Linked DNA regions of Mus musculus: region 2 is linked to region 1. The links are chromatin loops, found by intact Hi-C in ENCODE. Cell type or tissue: heart. All regions are shown on one strand. Each heading gives the region's core, and the rest is flanking DNA. Links, peaks and the distances in the headings are about the cores only.

Evidence for each region. Hi-C counts contacts between places; a loop is a spot of excess contacts. Peaks named below come from ENCODE experiments on the same cell type or tissue, not always from the same donor. Only the 100,000 strongest peaks of a DNase experiment are listed, where the experiment ranks them.
Region 2: it touches region 1 in a loop (4-fold over the local background); 2 of 42 quality-filtered maps call a loop at or near these places.

The regions. Positions count from the first base shown.
Region 1 is chr14:49,520,010-49,530,499 of GRCm38, forward strand. It overlaps Slc35f4 (solute carrier family 35, member F4), which reads right to left and starts at 5,828. Exons shown (of 8, transcript NM_029238.2): 1 at 5,502-5,828. The coding sequence starts at 5,604. It also overlaps the pseudogene Gm22116. In heart, for the core only: no CTCF peak of the experiment used is centred there; a DNase peak (open chromatin) is centred at 5,342; H3K4me3 peaks cover 889 bases; H3K27me3 peaks cover 1,255 bases.
Region 2 is chr14:49,387,604-49,398,093 of GRCm38, forward strand. The region is part of intron 1 of Slc35f4 (solute carrier family 35, member F4); the gene reads right to left. Gm52146 (a long non-coding RNA gene) reads left to right here. Exons shown (of 3, transcript XR_003951216.1): 2 at 249-373; 3 at 1,180-1,333. Among named protein-coding and RNA genes, the nearest start is that of Gm52146, 6.7 kb to the left of the region's middle. In heart, for the core only: a CTCF peak has its summit at 5,084 (motif pointing right); no DNase peak of the experiment used is centred there.

The DNA of each region.
Region 1 (10,490 bases), core at 1,079-9,078:
AAGCAGGAGCTTGAGAACTGCTAAGGGAAGGCAGCCACTGGCACTTCTCGAGAACCAAAGTGTCAGAAGTAGGTGCTATTCTTTTCCTCTTCTTTTCTACCAGCAATAATCGCACCTTGGATAAACCTCATTGGCTACAATACTGCCACTGTGCAAAGCTTTCTCTTCTTTTTGGATTGGAATATATTTTATACCTATTTCTGAGGCACAGTGAAGTGTTTTAATTTGTGTATGCATTGGGTAGATATCACATCAGATACACTGATCTGCCACCTTATATTTTACTATTTCTTGATGGTGAACATACTTAAATTCTTCTCTTCTAGAAGTGGGAAGAGTTCTTCTTTTGATAGAGCCTGCACAGAGCAAGGGGGTGGGGTTCATTATGAACCTTCAGCTGATGATAGAATATCACTATAGAACCCAGTCTCAAACAGCCTACCTAAAGAAAACAGGACAAGGACAAACACATGGGTCAAATAAAATAAAATAAAATAAAATAAAATAAAATAAAATAAAATAAAATAAAAGGCTCCTGCTCACTATCTGCACTCAACGATGGACTGGAAGGGTTTTAGAAGTTACTGATGGATCTTTCAGAGAAGGGTTGGACTCTCAAAAGCGAGGCTGACCTGCAGCAAGGCTGTGGTGAGAAGTGACCCAGACCTCTTTTGACAAACAGGGAGATTTACATCAACAGAGAAGTACTCCACATCCCATTTCATCCTACATCACAGCCCTCCCTTTAACCATATAACTCCTAACTTTATTTCCACTAATGTTTGATGATGCTGAGGCATTCAACTCCCCAGTCTTCTTATCTTTTCCCCAACTGTCCCTAATTGTGATTATCTCCTGTCTTCTCTGCTTCTGCTAGCTTTAAGCTCCATGTTCCCTTAATATAATTGCTTTGCCATGTTATTTTTTATTAAATCTGCTGGATAACCTTCTCCAACTCTGATTAAACCCTCTTTACTTGTTCTGAGCCTTTGCTGTGTCAATGAAGAAGACAGTATTGGCTACTCTGCATTTGAAACACAGATGATCCCAATACCCTGCTAGCTCATCTACTCATCTGTTTGTCTTAACGTTTCACGTTTTCTCATCAACAACCTCTATTGGCTCTTCTCCACTCTTACGCAGCTGATGGTTTTGCTTTCACCCAGGAGAAAACTAAAGCAATCAGAAGAGATTTTCAAAACACTTTTTGCCATTTCAGTGATCCAGAGCCTAATTCACATCTTTGACCTCTGTATATTCCTTTAAAAATAATGTAATTGCTGTATTCTCTCTCTCTCCAACATCACTAATTTGTGTCTCTTAAGTCATTTGTCTTGGCCTGCAAATGTGCTATTTACTTCAAGCTCATCTTTACCTACTGCCTTCATTTTTTCTGTTCCCTTTGCACAAAATAATCCTTGAAGAACCTATATTTACAGTTTCCAGTTTCCTCTGTTAAGTGTCTTTTATATGTAGTCTAGTGCATGTGATTGCATCCACCATCTCTTGTCTACAGTCTCATCAAGTCTCCATGGCCTTCCTTTGTCATGCGCACAGTCAGTTGTCAGCTTCATTATACTTGTCATTTTGAAGCACCAGGCTCCTCTAACCATTCCTCCTGAAGCATCATTGGTTTCTGCTGTATTTCACTCTCCTAAGTTACCCCCTACCTCCCCTGGAAGTGTGTGTTGGTCTCCTTGAATGGTTTCTATTTTTCCACCCAACCTCTAAATGTCATAGTGCTCCTGGGTTCTGTCCTTGTACCTCACCTCTTCTCTATATACACTTACTCTTTGGAGATTTCAACCAATCTCAGGCATTATACACTATTTAAATGCTAGAAAATCCCAAATGCTTCTCCAATCAGGCATCTTGGAACTCCAAACTTATTCTGCTTCTCCAACATACCAAGTATATCTAAAATGGTCTCCATCATTGATGCTTCCCACACTTCTGCTCATGACAACTTAAGCTTAGTCAAACCCTAAAACATAACCATAACTTTTGTTCTAACTTTTCTTACCAGTAACACATATAGTACACCAGGAGACTCTACTGGTTCTAACATCAAATGTGCCAGAGTCTGAACACTTACTTCCACCTCCAATGCTGTCTCTCCAGCCACCATCACCTCTCACCTAGGTTACCAAAATAATGCACTGGTGTGATTAATACTTTTGAAAAGCAAGCCAAGTTATCTTATTCCTCTTTCAAGACTCAAGCAAAGCTATCCATGCCATTCAGAGAGCATTACAAAAGACTGACAAGAGCCTATAAGGTCTTTTTTTTTTCTCCCAATTCCCTCTCCCCAGGAACTTCTCTCCATCTACTCTTCCAGTTGTTGTTCACTAGACTCTATTGTACAAGGCCTTCTTCCTGCTCATGTCACCCAGGTACATATCACTGGATGATAGCACTACCTGGAATGTCTCCCTCCTGATGTGCACATGGTTAATTCCTTCATATTTTCCACATCCTTGCTAAATGCTCCTATTTAGCATGGTGACACTACTTTGCCTCCCATAATTTTTACTCTTTTATCCTGTTTTCAGTCTTTAAAAAATCACCTTGACATATACAGGAATATTTATATGGTTATGTTCTGGTTCCTCCTCCATGAGAATTAAAATTCCAAAAATGAAAACTCTTTCTCATGTCTTTTTCAGACACATTCCTTACAGGAAAGAATTTCTCAATTAACAACTGATGAGGCAATGAGTCTTTCTCTACCTGGTCTCAGATAACTCAAGGTTACCCAGTATATTTTGGTCAGCCTTTACCCTGTTCTGCATATGCACATGCCTGTGTGTGTTTGTGTGTTTGATAAACTGCTCATTAAATCAAACTGTTATAATGGATCAGTGGCTCATAAAATACCTTAATTTTTAAATATTTGATTACATTTCTTTATTTCTTCAGCCTATCAGAGTTTGTTCTGGATGAGATACAAGTTGACAAATAGGATAGATTAACAAGCGGATCGATCTTGACATACTTTCACAAAACGGAGTATCCATCCATCTTCAAAGGGCAAACAGCATAGATCTCTAGAGAGTACCCCGTCCTGCAGATCTCACATGGGATGAGTCAGGAAGGGGGGAAGTAACCTCGTCTTCTCATATCTGCTATCCTTGCTGTAGCCTTTTCCTAAATAGATTCCTCCAGACTTGCCACAAGCTGTTGCTCAGTCCTGGTAGCAGCTAAATCAATTGACCATATTGTACTGGTTTGCTTCAATGTGTTTGTTTACTAGTTAAAGCCTGCATCAAGGGCAGGATTATTTCATGGTGTTTGGTTTCCTGGCCCTCTTCCAGCTCTCTCTCTCTCTCTCTCTCTCTCTCTCTCTCTCTCTCTCTCTCTCTCTCTCTCTCTCTCCCCACCCCCTCTCTGTATGTAAAATGACAATGGCTCTCTTGGTCTGAAATAGTGTACATACATTCTGAGAATTAATTTGACTACCCTGAGCTCTCTGTTCTGAGACTTGCTGTCTTTATAGTTTGAACCATGTGTCCTGAATTTAGGCAAATGCCCACCACTAATAACATGCCCAAAGCATTTTTATCCCTTTTCTGCTTCCAGTTACAGCCCGTTTTTGCCCTGTTATTGTCTTGCAAATGGAACATGTGCAGCTCTTTGTGCAAGTACAAAAATAAAATATGAACATGTTCTTATCTAAAATGCCACTTTCCCAGTATTCTTTCTGGGTTGCTCTTCATTAACCGAAGTACCATTGTCACGAAAATTATAATACCCTGCAATTTTAGAAAGAAGTTCTACATTCTCTTGACCACCCAAATGCCTGGTTTCTAGTTAAAATATTCAGAGGTGACATTCAAGTAATTTCTACAAGATCTAGTGAAGATTACAGTTCACATATCTAGGGTTAAAGAAGTCACCTAGTGCCAATAGGATAAAGAAAGAAAGAAAAAAAAAAAGAAAAAGAAAAACAACTACAAAAACTGAGCGTGTAGTAAAAAGATTTCAAAGAATGTTCCACAGCATGTGATTTTCCTTCCAGAAACTCTAACACTATATAATTACTTTTGTAAGGAAAATGAATAATGTAAGCGTCTACTGCTAGAAACAACTAGGCAGAAACATCTGAAGTAGATAGGCCTTTCTTGAGAGCAGATGAAATATTAAGCTGGAAAATATCTGTAGAATGGCCCACAGGACAGTGCTCTTGGTTTATTATTCAATGGAGAGACAGCACAGCCCTGGATGAAGTTACATTGGAAATGAAGTGCTTTCTCATCTATGTGTCAAGATTTGTGTGGGTCTTCTGCTTCACACAGAGCCTGTGATATTGATGGCATCCCAAACTGTCAAGGATAAATACCAATCAGGATGCATCTAAGGAGCGTCTGGTTAAAAATAACACCAGTTAAGAGCCTTCTTTTGCAACAGAAATGCTGTGATAAAGAAAACTGAAATTCCACCTGCATGGAAATTAAAGCATAGCTACTCTCCTAGTTCAGATTAAGGAATCAAACAAACGAACAAACAACAACAAACCAAAAAAATAAAAAAAATAATAAAAAAACCAAACCAAACAGGCTTCACTTTGGTGCTTAGCAGAACTAATCCTAGCAGATACAGTGGGGGGTTTGTGTGTCAGGGAAACAGAATGTGGAGACTAGAAACATAGAGACCCTCACTGCATCCCCAGCAACACGGTGTGTGTGTGTGTGTGTGTGTGTGTGTGTGTGTGTGTGTGTGTGTGTGTGTGTGTGTGTGTGTAGGAAGCGGTAGTGGATGAAACTGCTTCCAAAACCTGAGAGCAACTATGCAGACTGGCGTAATCTAGCCAGAATAAAGCTGAAATCCAGCAGCTCAGAGGTGGCCGCGTTGTGTGGAGGGTGTAGGTAGCTCCGCAATTCAGCCACTTAAGCAGGTTCTTTTCACTGCTCAGGGGGTAGAGAACCTTCTAAGGATGTTTTATCATGAACAATTATCGTGCTGGCAACATTTCAACAACCCCTGGTGAACAAGCTGACCCACCCAGCCAGTCTAACCTCAACCAACTAATGTCCCCCACAGTCTTCATCCCCAGCGTGGGGTAAGCACCCTGACACAGAGTCAAGCTTTCTGAGTGGGTATCCCAAGGGCTGATGGTCAGCTAGTGGAACAGCCATGTTAGCATCCTCCAGGCATAAATCAGCCTCCGGTAGGCTGACCGACGACAATCAGGAGCGCTTGCCCTGTCCTCTACACGCCTCTACCTCCAAGACTGAGACTGTCCCCAAACTCCTGGGTTCAAGCGCCCAGCCCCAATGGCTGCCTCGAGGTTCAGCACCGAGGACAGCGGACATCGGACATACTTTACTCCCTGAGGTCCTGGAGGCCAGGGCAGTGTTTGTGAGGGAGCAGACAATGCTGCAGGTGTCCCACCGCGCGCCTTCTGGCACCGCACCCCTGCCCCCTGTCTCCCTGTGCCCCTGTGCTCCTGAGCTCCCATCTCCCACCCGCAGTTCGCTCAGGACCGCCTCGCGGCGTCTTACTTTTCTGGCTGGAGTAACCCGGGTAATAGCCATAGTAGCCAGTAATCCGCAGGATCCGGTCCTCGATGGTGGCCACCCCGTTGGGGGCCGCCTTGACATCCATAGAGAACGCGGGGCGGCGGCTCCCGGAGCCGCGGGGCGTAGAGCAAAGCGCGGGGCCCGGGAGCTACTGCAGGTACCGCCGCCGCCGCCGCCGCCGCTGGTGCTGATGTTGCAGCTCGTGCTCCCGCGCCCCAGCTCTGATTCCACCGCTGGGCGCAGCTCTGGCTTCGCATCACAGCGGCGGCGGCAACGGCAGCGGCAGCGGAGCGGCCCCCACTCTGGCCGGCCTTTCTGTCAGCCTGGCAGCTCACCCGCCCGCCACCAGCTCACTGCTGCCCGAACAGCGCCCCCTCACCTCCGACGCCCACCCAGGTCTGGGACGCTTGTGGGCGCCCCACCTGGTCTCTGACTTTCACCGTTAACCCTTGTGCCAAAAGTAGACACCCCCAAGCCCACTTGAGGGAAGGACGGTGGCTAGATGCTCAAGGTGAACTGCTGTGGGTGGGAGACACTCACACAGAACTAGGGGTTAGCAATTCAAAAGATGCACACTGCAGTTTAGCACTTCTACCCTGCATTCGTTCCAGGCTCCTGCCCATTCCACCTTGGGTGTATGGATATGGAAAGCATTCACAGGCATTACTCGTTGCAACTTGTCTAGACATCCAAGGATCCTTTTTCTCCTTTTACCAACTGAGAAGGAGGAGGAGGAGGAAGAGGAGGAGGAGGGGAGGAGGAGGAGGAGGAAGAGGAGGAGGAGGAGGAGGAGGAGGAGGAGGAGGAGGAGGAGGAGGAGAAGAAGAAGAAGAAGAAGAAGAAGAAGAAGAAGAAGAAGAAGAAGAAGGAAGAAGAAGAAGAAGAAGAAGAAGAAGAAGGAGGAGAAGAGGAAGAAGAAGAGGAGAAGAAGAAGAAGAAGAAGAAGAAGAAGAAGAAGAAGAAGAAGAAGAAGAAGAAGAAGAAGAAGAAGAAGAAGAAGAAGAAGAAGAAGAAGAAGAATCTCGATCAGGTGGTGTGTGGATTATAATTACCCTAGTGAATGCAGAGATTTTAAGAGTTTAAGTCCTGTGTCTGATAGTCTACATGGGACCCCTACCTTCCAATAAACACAACAAAGGGTAGGACCATACATCTGAGCACAGCATATTCATTTGTCTAATTCTAAATATCCCACAATCTAAGAAAAAATATTTTCTTCTTTATTGTAAAACACATAAGAAGTAAGGGCTTTCAAACTGTATCTGAGCATACGAGCTATTGCCAAAGTCCAAAGACCAAAGAGAAACACTTTTTTTTCCTTTTGTTTTTTGTTTTGTTTTGTTTTTTGTTTTTTTTGTTTTGTTTTGTTTTTGTTTTTGTTTTTTTTTGTTTTTTTGTTTTTTTTTTCTGGAGACAGGGTTTCTCTGTGTAGCCCTGGCTGTCCTGGAACTCTCTCTGTAGACCAAGCTGGCCTCAAACTCAGAAATCAGCCTGCCTCTGTCTCCCAAGTGCTGGGATTAAAGCGTCACCACTGCCCGGCTACAGAAAGACTTATTATCTATGCAGAACATTCTAGAAGCTCTGTGATCAGGGTGAGCAGCCTTCACACCAATATGGCCCTTCTGAGTTGATGAGAAGTCCTAGAGTTAGCTGAATGCAAGGAGCAAAGGCTACCTTGTTCATAGATTTCAGTCCCTGTCTCTTAAGAAGTAATCCTCCAATCTCCATCGCAGAAGGGAAAATGAGAGGAGAGGGAAGGCCTTTATCAGCTGAGTAGAGGTCAGCTCCACCTTTCCTCAAGAAGTGTTTGACTTCCTGCCGATATTCACATTTCTAAAATTCATGAGGTGTGGGGGAGCAGAAATCAAGGTTGGTTTCTCAGTCCCTGCCCAAGGCTGCCCAGCATTTTTTCATTGTGTTATGGGCCCTTAAGAGAAAAAAAAAAAAAAAAAAAAAAGAAAAGAAAAGAAAAAAGGCAAGCTTTTGTCCTAAGATGAAATGGGCTTAAGTGGATAAAAATGCAGTATTAAATTTCACAGCGTGTTGATCATCTTTATTCAGACACAAAGCTCTACAAGGCATCTCGAGAAGAGACTGAATTTCATATGGTTGTGGCTGTGAACAGAGTCCTTAAAGAAACCAATTTCCAGCTGCACCCACCTGTTTACTGTTAGAGGCGAGAAAGGAGCTAATACACCAGACAGAGCCAAAGGGCTCTGTGACACTGAAGCAATGGGGGGAAAAGCTAAATATGTAAAGCTAAAAAGGAAGGATTATGTCCATCCCCACCCCAAAGTAATCTGTAGCTTGTTTGTGTTCGTCTTACTACTTGAATAGCAAATCATATATAGAATCCATTCATTGCACACAGAAAGGTATGTCAGTCACATTCATTTAAGATATTCCCTTTGTTTTCACATTTCTATAAAACATAAATTTCCCATATTTCATCTAGTATATATGTTATAACAGCACACACTAACATGTACATTTAATAAAAGAGAAATTGAGACATAAAAAGGCATCAAAAGTAACAGACATGTTAATATATAGAACTTGAAAGGAAACTGATTTTGTTCTATTAGTGCTTATAGTATTTATAGTCTGACTTAGAAATAAACTTTTAAATAGGAGAACAACTACAGATGTCTTTAATTATCTGTAAAAGGACAACTGAAATAATTAACAACAAGTTTGTTCAATGGAGGGAACTGAAAGTCATACACACACACACACACATACTGCTAGTAATAAGGTCTCACTTGCTTACAAATATAATAGTGGCTTTTAGCTTTCAGATATTCTTCTGGGCATTCTTTTAAAATTATAGAAATTATATGGAGGGAGGAATTTTAAAGCATTTTATTTGCTTGTGTGCTAAATCACTTTCCATAAGCAAAACAGATATTCATTTTTACAAAATTGCCCAAATCTCTTCTGAAAGAATTACAGACAGTTGTAATTCAACAAATGAAGATCAAAATACCTCATATTTCTCATGCTTATCCTTCACATAGCTTCTCTAGTCATTATAAATCATTATTCAATTTAAAAAATTCTCAACACCTTTTACAAAGATTTTTAAAATTATGTAAACATATGTGGAGGTGGGTATGTGTGAGTGAGAGTGCAGGTGGGGCCAGAGGTCAAAAAGCAGTATCTGATTGCATGAAACAGGAATTATAGTTGCAAACTTCTGACACAAAATCTTAGTCCTTTAGAAGAGCAGAAAATGCTTTTAATCATGGAGCTGTCTCTCTAGCTCCTGTCTGCTACATATTAGTCACATCTTCAAGGCACTTAACTGTGATTCTGAGTTTTGATATCTGGGACATATTTAATTTAGTGATCTGGTAGCTTAGATATGTATGCTAATTGGCTATAAAAAGCTATCTATGTTAGTAAAATTTATCAGATCATCTGGAAAGTAGTTCATGTGATCACGCACAATCACATGTGTACAAACACTGCACAGTAGTTAATGTGATGGGTATATCACACAATCACATGTACACATGCACTGATAAAAGGGGTGCAAATTGCTCCTCACTTTACTGAGAAATTGATGTAGTGTGACTTTTTTCTTTAGCTAAAAGTAAGTACTGTTCAGAGAGCCAAAATTGTTGAAGCTGTTCTTTCTGAGAAAAAAAAACCAACAACACTCTTTTAAACAATACTATGGGCTATTCACACAGTTGACCCCAAACAACTTAGATAATGTTAATTTTTTTTTTAATTTTGTTTTTTAATAGGTATTTATTGCATTTACATTTCCAATGCTATCCCAAAAGTCCCCCACCCGCTCCCCCACCCACTACCCCACCCATCCACTCCCACTTCTTGGCCCTGGCGTTCCCCTGTACTGAGGCAGATAAAGTTTGCACAACCAATGGGCCTCTCTTTCCACTGATGGCCAACTACGCCATCTTCTGATACATATGCAGCTAGAGACACAAGCTCTGGGAGTACTGGGTAGTTCATATGGTTGTTCCACCTATAGGGTTGCAGACCCCTTTAGCTCCTTGGCTACTTTCTCTAGCTCCTCCATTGGGAGCCCTGTGATCCATCCAATAGCTGACTGTGAGCATCCACTTCTGTGTTTGCTAGGCCCCAGCATAGTCTCACAAGAGACAGCTATATCTGGGTCCTTTCAGCAAAATCTTGCTAGTGTATGCAATGGTGTCAGCGTTTGTAGGCTGATTATGGGATGGATCCCGGATATGGCAGTCTCTAGACGGTCCATCCTTTTGTCTCAGCTCCAAACTTTGTCTCTGTAACTCCTTCCATGGGGGTTTTGCTCACAATTCTAAGAAGGGGCAAAGTGTCCACACTTTGGTCTTCGTTCTTCTTGAGTTTCACGGGTTTAGCAAATTGTATCTTATATCTTGGGTATTCTACGTTTCTGGGCTAATATCCACTTATCAGTGAGTACATATTGTGTGAGTTCTTTTGTGATTGGGTTACCTCACATGGGATGATGCTCTCCAGGTCCATCCATTTGCCTAGGAATTTCATAAATTCATTCTTTTTAACAGCTGAGTAGTACTCCATTGTGTAAATGTACCACATTTTTGTATCCATTCCTCTGTTGAGGGGCATCTGGGTTCTTTCCAGCTTCTGGCTATTACAAATAAAGCTGCTATGAACATAGTGGAGCATGTGTCCTTCTAACCAGGTGGAACATCTTCTGGATATATGCCCAAGAGAGGTATTGCAGGATCCTCCGGTAGTACTATGTCCAATTTTCTGAGGAACCATCAGACTGATTTCCAGAGTGGTTGTACAAGCTTGCAATCCCACCAACAATGGAGGAGTGTTCCTCTTTCTCCACATCCTCGCCAGCATCTGCTTTCACCTGAATTTTTGATCTTAGCCATTCTGACTGGTGTGAGGTGGAATCTCAGGGTTGTTTTGATTTGCATTTCCCTGAAGATTAAGGATGTTGAACATTTTTTCAGATGCTTCTCAGCC
Region 2 (10,490 bases), core at 1,725-9,724, 130 kb before region 1:
GCTGTGGGTTAAAGGAGGTTTAAAGTCATTTTTAAGTATGTAGCAAGTTAGAACACAGTCTAGGATATATGAGACCAGTCTCATTTATCATTTTATTTATAAAGTAAAATAACCAAAACAGTGCAATTATGTGTAGTAGTTCCCCAGTAGGTAGCCCTTGTCTATCTTGTTCCTAACATGAAATGTATTCCTCATTCTGAGCATTATTTTTACTTCTCAAGTGTGTGATAAGCTCTTTGCAATTGCAGGTGTTACATCCTGGTTGGCTCCTTCATGCTTCTGTGCCAGCAGAATTAAGTCTTCCTGCACTGTATTCCTTTATCATCCAGCCAAAAAGGAGACACTCCCACAAGACAGAGGAGACTCTACTTGGGTGGGTATTGCCTTTCTACACTCTGAAATTTATCCTCTTTTCTCTTAGTATGAGCTATTAAGAACCAATTAACCAGTAGTGAGGTGGCTCTTCTCTACTTGTAGAAAGAGGAACTTAATGCATTGAAATGCCATTTCTGAGGGAAGCCTTAATTGTGGGGGAAAATTTCAATACTCTATGAAGGTCAGAACGGCTGTGTCCTCTTGTGAAAATTGTGCACTAGAGGGTGGATTGTCACACTGAAGACTATGGAGCCATTGATATGTGTTGCTCCAACAGAGGGGTGGTTCAGTTCTGGGTGCATGTTAGAGTCTCCTGAGAAATGCTGAAAAGATTCTAATAGTTTTCCTTTGAAGCCTGAGCTAATTAGTATAGAGTAGGGTACATTTCTTGGCATTTCCAAAATGTACCAGAAATGTAAGGATGGGCCATTAATGAGGAAAGGTGTGTGGGTGAAAAAGAGAGACAGACATGGTGAGAAGCTGAGGGATAGATGGAGCAAAAAGGACATTGATTTAGTTTTGTTCCTAACTACTGCGTTTAGACATGTGGGACCCTGCATTGCCTTTGAAAGCAGAACTTGGAATAAATTAGGTTTGATTGCAGCTAAGAGCATCGTATTACAGCCTTGGAAAAACAACTCAAATTGTCGCTTTGCGAATGGATGTTATCTTTAACTACAGCATCACTATGAGACAGCTTTATAAATTACAGGGTATAGTGGGTTATTTTGATGAGATTGTGGGTTCTCTATATTGCTTACTCAGACAGGGATAATAACAGAATACAACTGTGTATGTTTATAGTTTCAATTGAAGAAGCCCTTAAGGACGATCAAGACGAGATTAATGGTGATTGCATCTCCAGAGCATGTTTGTTCCATAACGAAGTTGGCACCACCTCAACTGCAGTTCATTGTCAAGGTGAGCAAGATTCTCTCTACAAGTAACAAGTTATCTACCCCTAACTGCAGCCCAGCTTGTGTGGCTGTTCTATCAACTTGATAAGATGAATTTGTTTAGCTCATTGAGTTGTTCAAATAATAAATACTTGGAACTCAAGTAGGATCGCAGTTGTGATAAAAGGCTCTCCATTGTTTTCCATCACAGATTAACATAATCTTGTTTTTCACAAGTCTAATTGGACACAAGAAGAACATTATTAAAATAGTGATACTGGCAACTTTTGGGAGAAGAATTAGTTTTCTTTAAGGAATTCCTAGTAAGTAGACATTTCTCCAGTAGAAGGCTCCCACGTTCTAGAGTATTTGAGCAGCACAGATTGGACTCTATGGGCTTTAAAATAAGTGAACAAATAAGTAAATAAACAGTAAAGCATTATATTGGGTTGGTAGGAAGGTAGTGGTGTGTGTGGGAAGATTTAGGGGAGGGATTAAATATGACCATTGTATGAATATATGATCATACATTGTATGAAATTCTTAAAGAATAAAAATATTACTTTAAAAATAAAAATGAAAACACCTTGTAATTACACCACACTGTTTTTCTTTTATAATAAATCTATCATTATAAAAAATAATAAAACTATTTCCTTTAGTAACTAATGGACTTATAACTGATGGGATCGATGCAGGAAAGCCGTTGGTTATTCATAGGAGACAATGAGGAAATAAAGTACAATAAAGTTTGAGCTGAACAAATTACTTTAGTATTTAATTTTCAACATTCAATGCTTTGTTTAATTTTTGTGGTTTGTTTAATGATAAGTTAATACACAGCATTAAAGCCAGCGACTGGTGAGCTAAAGAACAATGAACTGCAGTTACTATAATAAAGGCTGCAGATGGCATACTTAAAAAATGTTTAAAGGAGAACTGGAAAACTTACTTCCTAACCATGCAACTAAAACATGAATATGTTATGTATTAGTATATTTAGCAAGTTTTAGCACAACAATAAAGTCTATAACCCTATTAATCATGCTATAACAATATGAGGCTTAGTCCTGTGATGGCTAAAGAAACTTCACTTTATGATCGACATTCATCTTGGTACCAACTGGGCATATGTCTCTGACTCCAGTCCCTGGAAGATAAATTCCAGTACCCTTGACTCAGTGACCCTCCCAACCCAAAGTGTACAGCCATAGTTATCTATTCGTTATATTCAGACATTCAAGAACTATTTGGAAGTCACCCTGAGTACCTGATCTTGGCAGAGCAGAACAGCCTTGGCTTGTTTGTATAAATACTCAAGTTCTTTGTGGTTTTTACCTTTAAAAGCCCTTCCTTCAACCCCCTTCATATGACAATCTCTAATCTGGCTCCGTGATTGTTATCCTGCTACCAGCTCTAATAAACTTAACTAATTCTAATCCAGATTGAGCCAGTGATCTTTCCCCAGAGGCCATGAACTCCATAACAACATCAGAGAAAGAAGCCATGCATAGGGAAGTTGGCTGAGATGATGTTTAAGTTGCCATTACAACTGCAGTAACGAGCTCTTTATAAGCATAATACATGTAAATGACTGAGGAGAGCCTTAGCTTCTCCCTGGCCCCATCATTTCCTACACAAATATCCTATACAGACTTCAAACTCAGCATTTTTCAAATTGAAATTATTTTCTGCTGCTGGTCATTAAAGTGCTGGCTTCTGTTGACCTCAGCTAACAATATCATTCTCCAATCAAATTACATAATCTCCCTCCATTATTTACTTCTTTCCATCACCCTAACCCACTCACCCACTCCTTCAAAGATGCCTCCTACTTTTCTCTTGGGTCTCTTCCTCCACCCTTTAACTCATAGCCACAAGGTTACTTATGTGTTTGCCCATGTGATACCATGTAATGCCCATGTAGTGTGGGGAGCCGCACTCACATTTGCCATTACAAGATGGCGCTGACAGCTGTGTTCTAAGTAGTAAATAATCTGCACATGTGCAGGGGCAGTTTTCCCGCCATGTGCTCTGCCTTTCTCGTGATGACAACTGGGCCGATGGGCTGCAGCCAATCAGGGAGTGACACGTCCTAGGCGGAGGATAATTCTCCTTAAAAGGGACGGGGTTCTGGCACTCCTTCTCTTCGTCTCTTCGTCTCTTTCTCTTCGTCTTTTCCTCTGCTCTCTTCCTCTGCCTCTCTCCCTCTCTGCCCCTCTCTCTGCCTCTCTTTCTGCGTCTCTCTGCGTCTCTCTCTCTCTTCCTCTCTGCCTCTCTCTGCCGCGCTCTTCCTCTCTTGCTCCTGAGTAAGCAATAAAGCTTTGCCGCAGAAGATTCTGGTTTGTTGCATCTTTCCTGGCCGGTTGTGAACGCGGGTAAGAATGTAGAATGACAATCTTCTCCCAGAGGAGGGCTAAGCTGTTCCAGCGCTCATCCATTCTTAGGAACAAGGCACAGCTAAAACAACAAGGCACCAGCAAGGACAAAAATCCTGTCCTGAAATTGTCACCCCATTCCCACCATAGGAGCCATTTTTCCATCACATCAACAGATGACCCTCGTAAAAATAAAAACCGAACACTGACCACATCACTGTTTTGCCTAAGATTGTTCCACGGCTACTCAGCATATGTCTAACCAATTCATCCCAGTCTAAGATGTGGGGAATTCCACATTTTTTCTGTGCTACACATCTAATCTTTTTACACCTGATTTTTCTTTTTCTAAAATATCCTTACATACTTTCTGTTTTAATCATAAGCTGTTCTATCACAAACCCAAAGCATACACTTACATTGACATCTGACCAAGCTAGCATCCTTGGGAGGAATAAGACGTCCTCCCTGTTAGCACTGGCAGATACTTTCAGTGGGTAAATTACTTGGCAACAAGTATCAGTTACCTACTGTGTGCTGGAATATAAAATCAGAAAAGAGAGACGTTCATATTTTCATGGTGCTAATATTCAAATTCTGTGATACAGTTAGTCAATAAACAGAAAGAACAGTCCCTCTAGTGAGATGGGGACAGAGATCCAATCGGGACACTTGGAGCTGAGAATTGAAGGCACATGGAGCAAACGTGTCAGAAAATCATATTAGCTTAAACTATTCCTTTTTTGGTTTTACATTTACTTTCATGCCTTTGGTGTCCTTTAACTGTGACCCACCAAAAAGCAATGACCTCTTATTTGTTAGTGTAAATGAGGGTAGCACAGTGTCTGGCTTGCAGTAAGGAATCAATATACGTTCTATAAAAGAACTTAAGCAACAAAAGGAGTGTGTGAGGAAGGAAGGGAGAGAGGGAATGTATAAAGGACTGAAGAAGAGGAGGAAGGGATGGAGAGAAAATGAGGAAGACAGGAGTGGGAAGGAAAAGGACAACTTAACAAATCGGGAGATACAGGGAAGGGTGGGAGGGGAAAAGAATTTATGTTTTAGATGTTTCGGAAATAAACATAGAAACACTTTGGCTGAGTAAACATAATATTAATTATAGCCATTTGACCACTTACGTGAATTGTTGACCGTGTATGCATAATCTTATTAGTTTTCTACCACTATAACAAGGTTTGCCTCTAAATAATTTACCTTATGTTATAGCTGTCTACTCTGAGCAATTAATTCACTTCCTCTCTCCCTCTTCCTCTCCCTCCCCTTTCTCTGTTAGGAGTCAAATCCAGGACCTCCTTTATCAACAAATCCTTGTGAGAAATAGTTTCTGTTTGCTCATACTGGACAGATAGCTGCACCAACAAGATCCACATTGCCCAAAGTGCCCTCACTTACCTGTGTGAGCCGCCACCTCAAGGTGGAGCCAGTGGGCTAGGAAGTGATGGGGTTAGCTGAATTAATGCTTTCAGATAAACCCCTCACATATACTGCATTATATAAATTTTGGTGCCTACCTACTTAAGAAATTTAAACATAGCAAAAAAAAATTCTTACATGTTTCACTATTCCAAAAGCTATCTGACTAATTGGCCTTTCAACAATGAATATGAGAGCCTGTTGCAATTCTCATAGAGCAGACTGCTAAAAAGAAATAATAAATGCACCCCTTTGTTTTGGCACACAACTCCATCGTCAAGTAATTATATTTCTCTGAAAACAGTTAAAGTGAGCCAATGAGTGCTTTCAAGTCACATTTTTGTTTGGGTAAAACTTTCCATGAATACACAGTTGAAGTAGAGCTTGGCAGAAAATGGGCTGGAGCCTGAGTACAGGTGAGATGCTACTCTTTTCCCAAGAACCTTAAACTTACTTCACTTGATATCTGGGCTAAGTCAAGCCAGAAATAAAATAGTCTCATACAGCTCAACCCTTCAAGTTTAATCTGAAGCGTGTATCATAGAAAGGTGAGCAACTAAAGATGTGAAAGCCAAGAAAGCAGCAGCTTTCCAGTCACCTCTGAGGGAAACCAAGGGATTTGTTTATGTGACAGACATGACAGGGCTTCTGGATGCCGCTGAGAAGCACCCTTGGTTTCTCAGAGTGTGGCTACTAGAGTGTGCATAGATGAACCTGCTGACTACTGAAGTGTTTCTTGAACTTTGCACAAATGGGTTTGTACTGTATGCCTTGAGTGTCTTGCTTCCTTCATTCTATGTGATTTTGGTGAGATTCATGTGAATATTTTGTGTAGTTTCCCTGAGCTCATTTTCATCTTAGGAATATCTCACAGCTCATTATCTATTCTCTTATCAGTGGATATTTCATTTTTCTCATTTGTGAATAAACACATGCTCACCATGCAATACTTAGTTAAGAAAAAAACCAAAAGACAAAAACCATGGATTCTAGGGACTGGACTCAGCCCTTCATGTTCATAAGGCATGAATTTTACTGACTGAGCTATCTCCCCAGGTCAACCTTTTCTCATTATAAGTTAGTCAATCACCTCAGATATTTGGTAGAGGTGGGAAGCAAGCTAAAATGATATTTTATGGTCTTCTTTTCCTTTCTTTCATTGCTTTAGACCTTTATATAATAAGAACAGAAATAATGCTAGCGACATCTTTACCTAACCCTTGATCTTCTTCTCAAGGTACAATGAAAGCTTTAAACCTTTAATTATTGTGGTGGTTTGAATAAAAATGGCCTCCATAGGCTCATAGGGAGTGGCACTATCAGGAGATGTGGCTTTGTTGGAGGAAATATGTGTCACTGGGGGTGGGAGTGGGATTTGAGGTCTTATAAACTCAATCTAGGACTAATGTGTCTCTGTCTCTTCCTGCTGCCTATAGATCCAGATGTAGAACTCTTACTACCTCTCCAGCACCATGTCTGCCTGTGTGCTATCATGCTTTCTGCCATGACAATACCGGACTAAACCTCTGAACAAGTTAATTGTCAGTCCCAATTAAATGTTGTCCTGTGGTCATGGTATCTCTTCACAGTGATGGAAACCCTAACCAGGGCACTTATTACTTTAACATTTGTGATATATTTCTTGTCACAGAGTCCCAGATGATTTTTAATTTCTGGTCCCCAAATGAAGACTGATGGTTTGCTGTTTTCTTGTTATGTTTTTTATTTAGATTGCAGAGTAGTATTGGCTTCATAGAAAGCGCCCGGTGTTACTCTCTCTACTTCTAATTTTTTGAAGACATTGTGCAGAGTTGGTATTACTAATTCCTTAAATGACAGGTGCATTTTATGATTGAAATCATCTAGACCTAGTGAGTTTTAAATGATTTTAATATACATAAGGCAGTACATTTCTACTTCCTCTTTCTTTATCTTGGTGGTTTGTCTAGCCTTTTAAACATTTTCCATTTTGTCTGAGGATGTTTTGCATGGCCTAGGTGTATAGGTATATAAAATATATATATGTAAATAAAACCTCACTGAGAATGCATCATAAGCAAATTAATTTTAAAACAATTCTTTGGAATACATATAATTTTATCATTTGTTAAAGATGGAAGTAAATTTTCATTTTCATACTAGTAAGCTATGCTAATGAGTTTTACATAAGGGATTACATCATGGCTTTGTATTCAATGCTATAGGATAGAGAGCATCTTCAATGTTTGTTCAAAGATGATAAACATTGATTTTTTTTCCATTTTTTATTAGGTATTTAGCTCATTTACATTTCCAATGCTATACCAAAAGTCCCCTATACCCACCCACCCCCACTCCCCTACCCACCCACTCCCCCTTTTTGGCCCTGGCGTTCCCCTGTACTGGGGCATATAAAGTTTGCGTGTCCAATGGGCCTCTCTTTCCAGTGATGGCCGACTAGGCCATCTTTTGATACATATGCAGCTAGAGTCAAGAGCTCCGGGGTACTGGTTAGTTCATAATGTAAACATTGATTTTTATAATGCTTACTGCAGAGACTATGAATCACATAAATATGTAATATAATATAGCAAGAGTATGCTTAGAGATATTTCAGGAATTGTTGGAAATTCTGGCTAAACCCAAGTCAAAATTTATTTAATGATATCTTAATCTGAAATTCAAGTTAACATATAGCAATTTTTCCAATCATTTTCCTGCACTTAGTTACACAATCCTGCATTGAGTTATGTGAACCCATGGAATTTCAAACCACTAGTTTTGAAGCTGTAGTTTATGCCATTCTTATTATTTGTCCATTTTATCTATGTAGTTAGATAGTATTAAGGGGCTATTGTGATATTGGTAATTTTTGCCTTAACTTTTATTTTGGTTCATTTGTTTTGTACATTTGGTGACTTGTTTTTTAGTTTTATCTTTTCAGAGAATCAGTTTTTTGTTTCATTGATTTTCCTCTACTTTTATATTGTTTCAGTCTCTCTCTTTCTCTCTCTTTTTCTCCCTCTGTCTCTCTTTTTTCCTCTCTCTCTGTCTCTGTCTCTCTCTCTCTTGCTCTCTCTGTCTCTTCCTCCTAAAAAATTGTTCATTGATTTGGTTGGTTTTGAAACAATTTCTCACTGTATAATGAAGGTTGGTCTTGAATTTCTGGTTCTTTGGCCTCTGCTTCCTGGAAGTTGGAATTACAGGCTGTTCTACCATGCCTGGTCCAACTTGATATTTATTATTACTTGTTTTCTGCTTGATTTTGGGTTTTCTTCCTTTTCTCTTTTTTCAAACTTTCTTAATTTAGAAACCTAGACCATTGAGACATCTAAGGTTTCCAAATATAAGTATTTTATACAAATGAGTGCCTAAGAGGGATGGCTTTGGCACATCCCACAGATTTCAATGATTTTATTTTCATTCCATTTAAAATGCTTCAGGTCCCTTCTGACAGCCTCTTTGCCCATTTGGCATTTAGAAGTATGCTGACTCATTACAATATATTAGAACTATTCAGAGTCTTTGGTGCTTGTTTTAAGTTAAAGTCATTCATGAAAAATATGCTTAGTATGATTTCAATTTCAAAAAATTTTATGAGGATTTGTTTTATAGTGATTATGGAATATTTAGAAAATTTATGTTAGCAAAAATGTGCTCTATCAAAAGATTCCACAGAGCTTTCTTGCCTGTGTATGAACTAGACACCAATCAGAGGCTGAATGTTGCTCCCTTGATATTTGACTTGAGACTATGGTACTATGAAAAATAAATTTCTGTTGTTTACAAAGTAAAAACCATTTAAATCATTAAATGGAAGTACTACTTACATATAAAATAGAATTTGTTACTATAAAGAACTTGACTCTTGGGAGGCAGAGGCAGAGGCAGAGGCAGAGGCAGAGGCAGAGGCAGAGGCAGAGGCAGAGGCAGAGGCAGAGGCAGAGGCAGAGGCAGAGGCAGAGGCAGAGGCAGAGGCAGAGGCAGAGGCAGAGGCAGAGGCAGAGGCAGAGGCAGAGGCAGAGGCAGAGGCAGGCAGATCTATCTCTGTGAATTCAAGGTCAGCTTGGTCTATATAACAAAATCCAGGATAGCCAAGACTACATAGAGAGACCCTGTCTCAAAATACCCAACCCAACCCAACTCAACCCAACCCAAACCAAACCTAACCAAACAGAACTTGAATGTAAAATCTTTAAAAAAATCATTCCCTATGGATAAATAAGAGTTCAATATGCATTTTCAATGTACTCTATATAAGTAACCATATATAAATGTATATGTATATACATACATATATATGTTTATGTGAAGATGCATATAATACAAAGAGAAGAAAATAATACTATGAAGATGCTTTGTAATCTTCTATATAAGAAAGGCAAATTAGTGGCTGACACTAATAGTATTCTTCTTCAGACAAATCCATAGAAGTGTAACTGCTTTTGAAGGGTGAGCACCTTTAAAAAGGTTCTTAATGCATTCATCCCACTGTCCAACAAAGGCTTTTGATTTGGTCTTTTAGTTCATTACTACCATTGTACAGTGTGATAACATGGCATTTTGAAATCATTTTATGAAATCTTTCAAGATATGCCGCTGCTGAAGCTTACATGTCACACAGCATGCTGAGCAAGGTTCCAGCCCAGACCTCAGAGGGGGAACGTGTCATATCTGTAAACAAATCCTAGGAAGATGATAGCAGATACCAACAAAGCCAAAATGGGAATCCAGTTCTCCACTGATCTCCCTTGGAGTGTGTTGATCAATCTAGAAATCAGTGAACTGGTTAGGGACAGTGGGCCTCCAGGCACTCAGTTCTTTACCCAGGAAACAAAACTGCTTTCTGTAGGTGTGGATATTGTAGAGATGAAAATATTTTTTAGCAACAAACTGCCTATAAATATGTATTTCTACATGTACTCTTACATGTGTAGGAGGAATCCTGCTTTTCCCCACAAATACTTCCTAACTTAATGAAAAAGTCTACTTGATAAGAACAAAATAAAGATACAAGATTTAAGAACCTTTTTTTTTTCTTTTATAGAGCTCTTAAATCCCAATGACAATGTGCAGGGAGTTGGTAAAAAATGCCATGAAGAGTCCTTTAAGATTTTTTTTTTGTATTTTTTATTAGATATTTTCTTTATTTACATTTCAAATGTTATCCCCTTTACTAGTTTCCCCTCTGAAAACCCCCTATCCATTCCCCCTTCCCCTTGCTCACCAACCCACCCACTCCTGCTTCCTGACTCTGACATTCACCTATACTGGGGCAAGAACCCAGGGCCTCTCCTCCCATTGATGTCCGACTAGGCCATCCTCTGCTACTTATGCAGCTAGAGCCATGACTCCCACCTTGTGTTTTCTTTGTTTGGTGGTTTAGTCTCAGGGACCCTAGGGGGTATTGGTTAGTTCATATTGATGT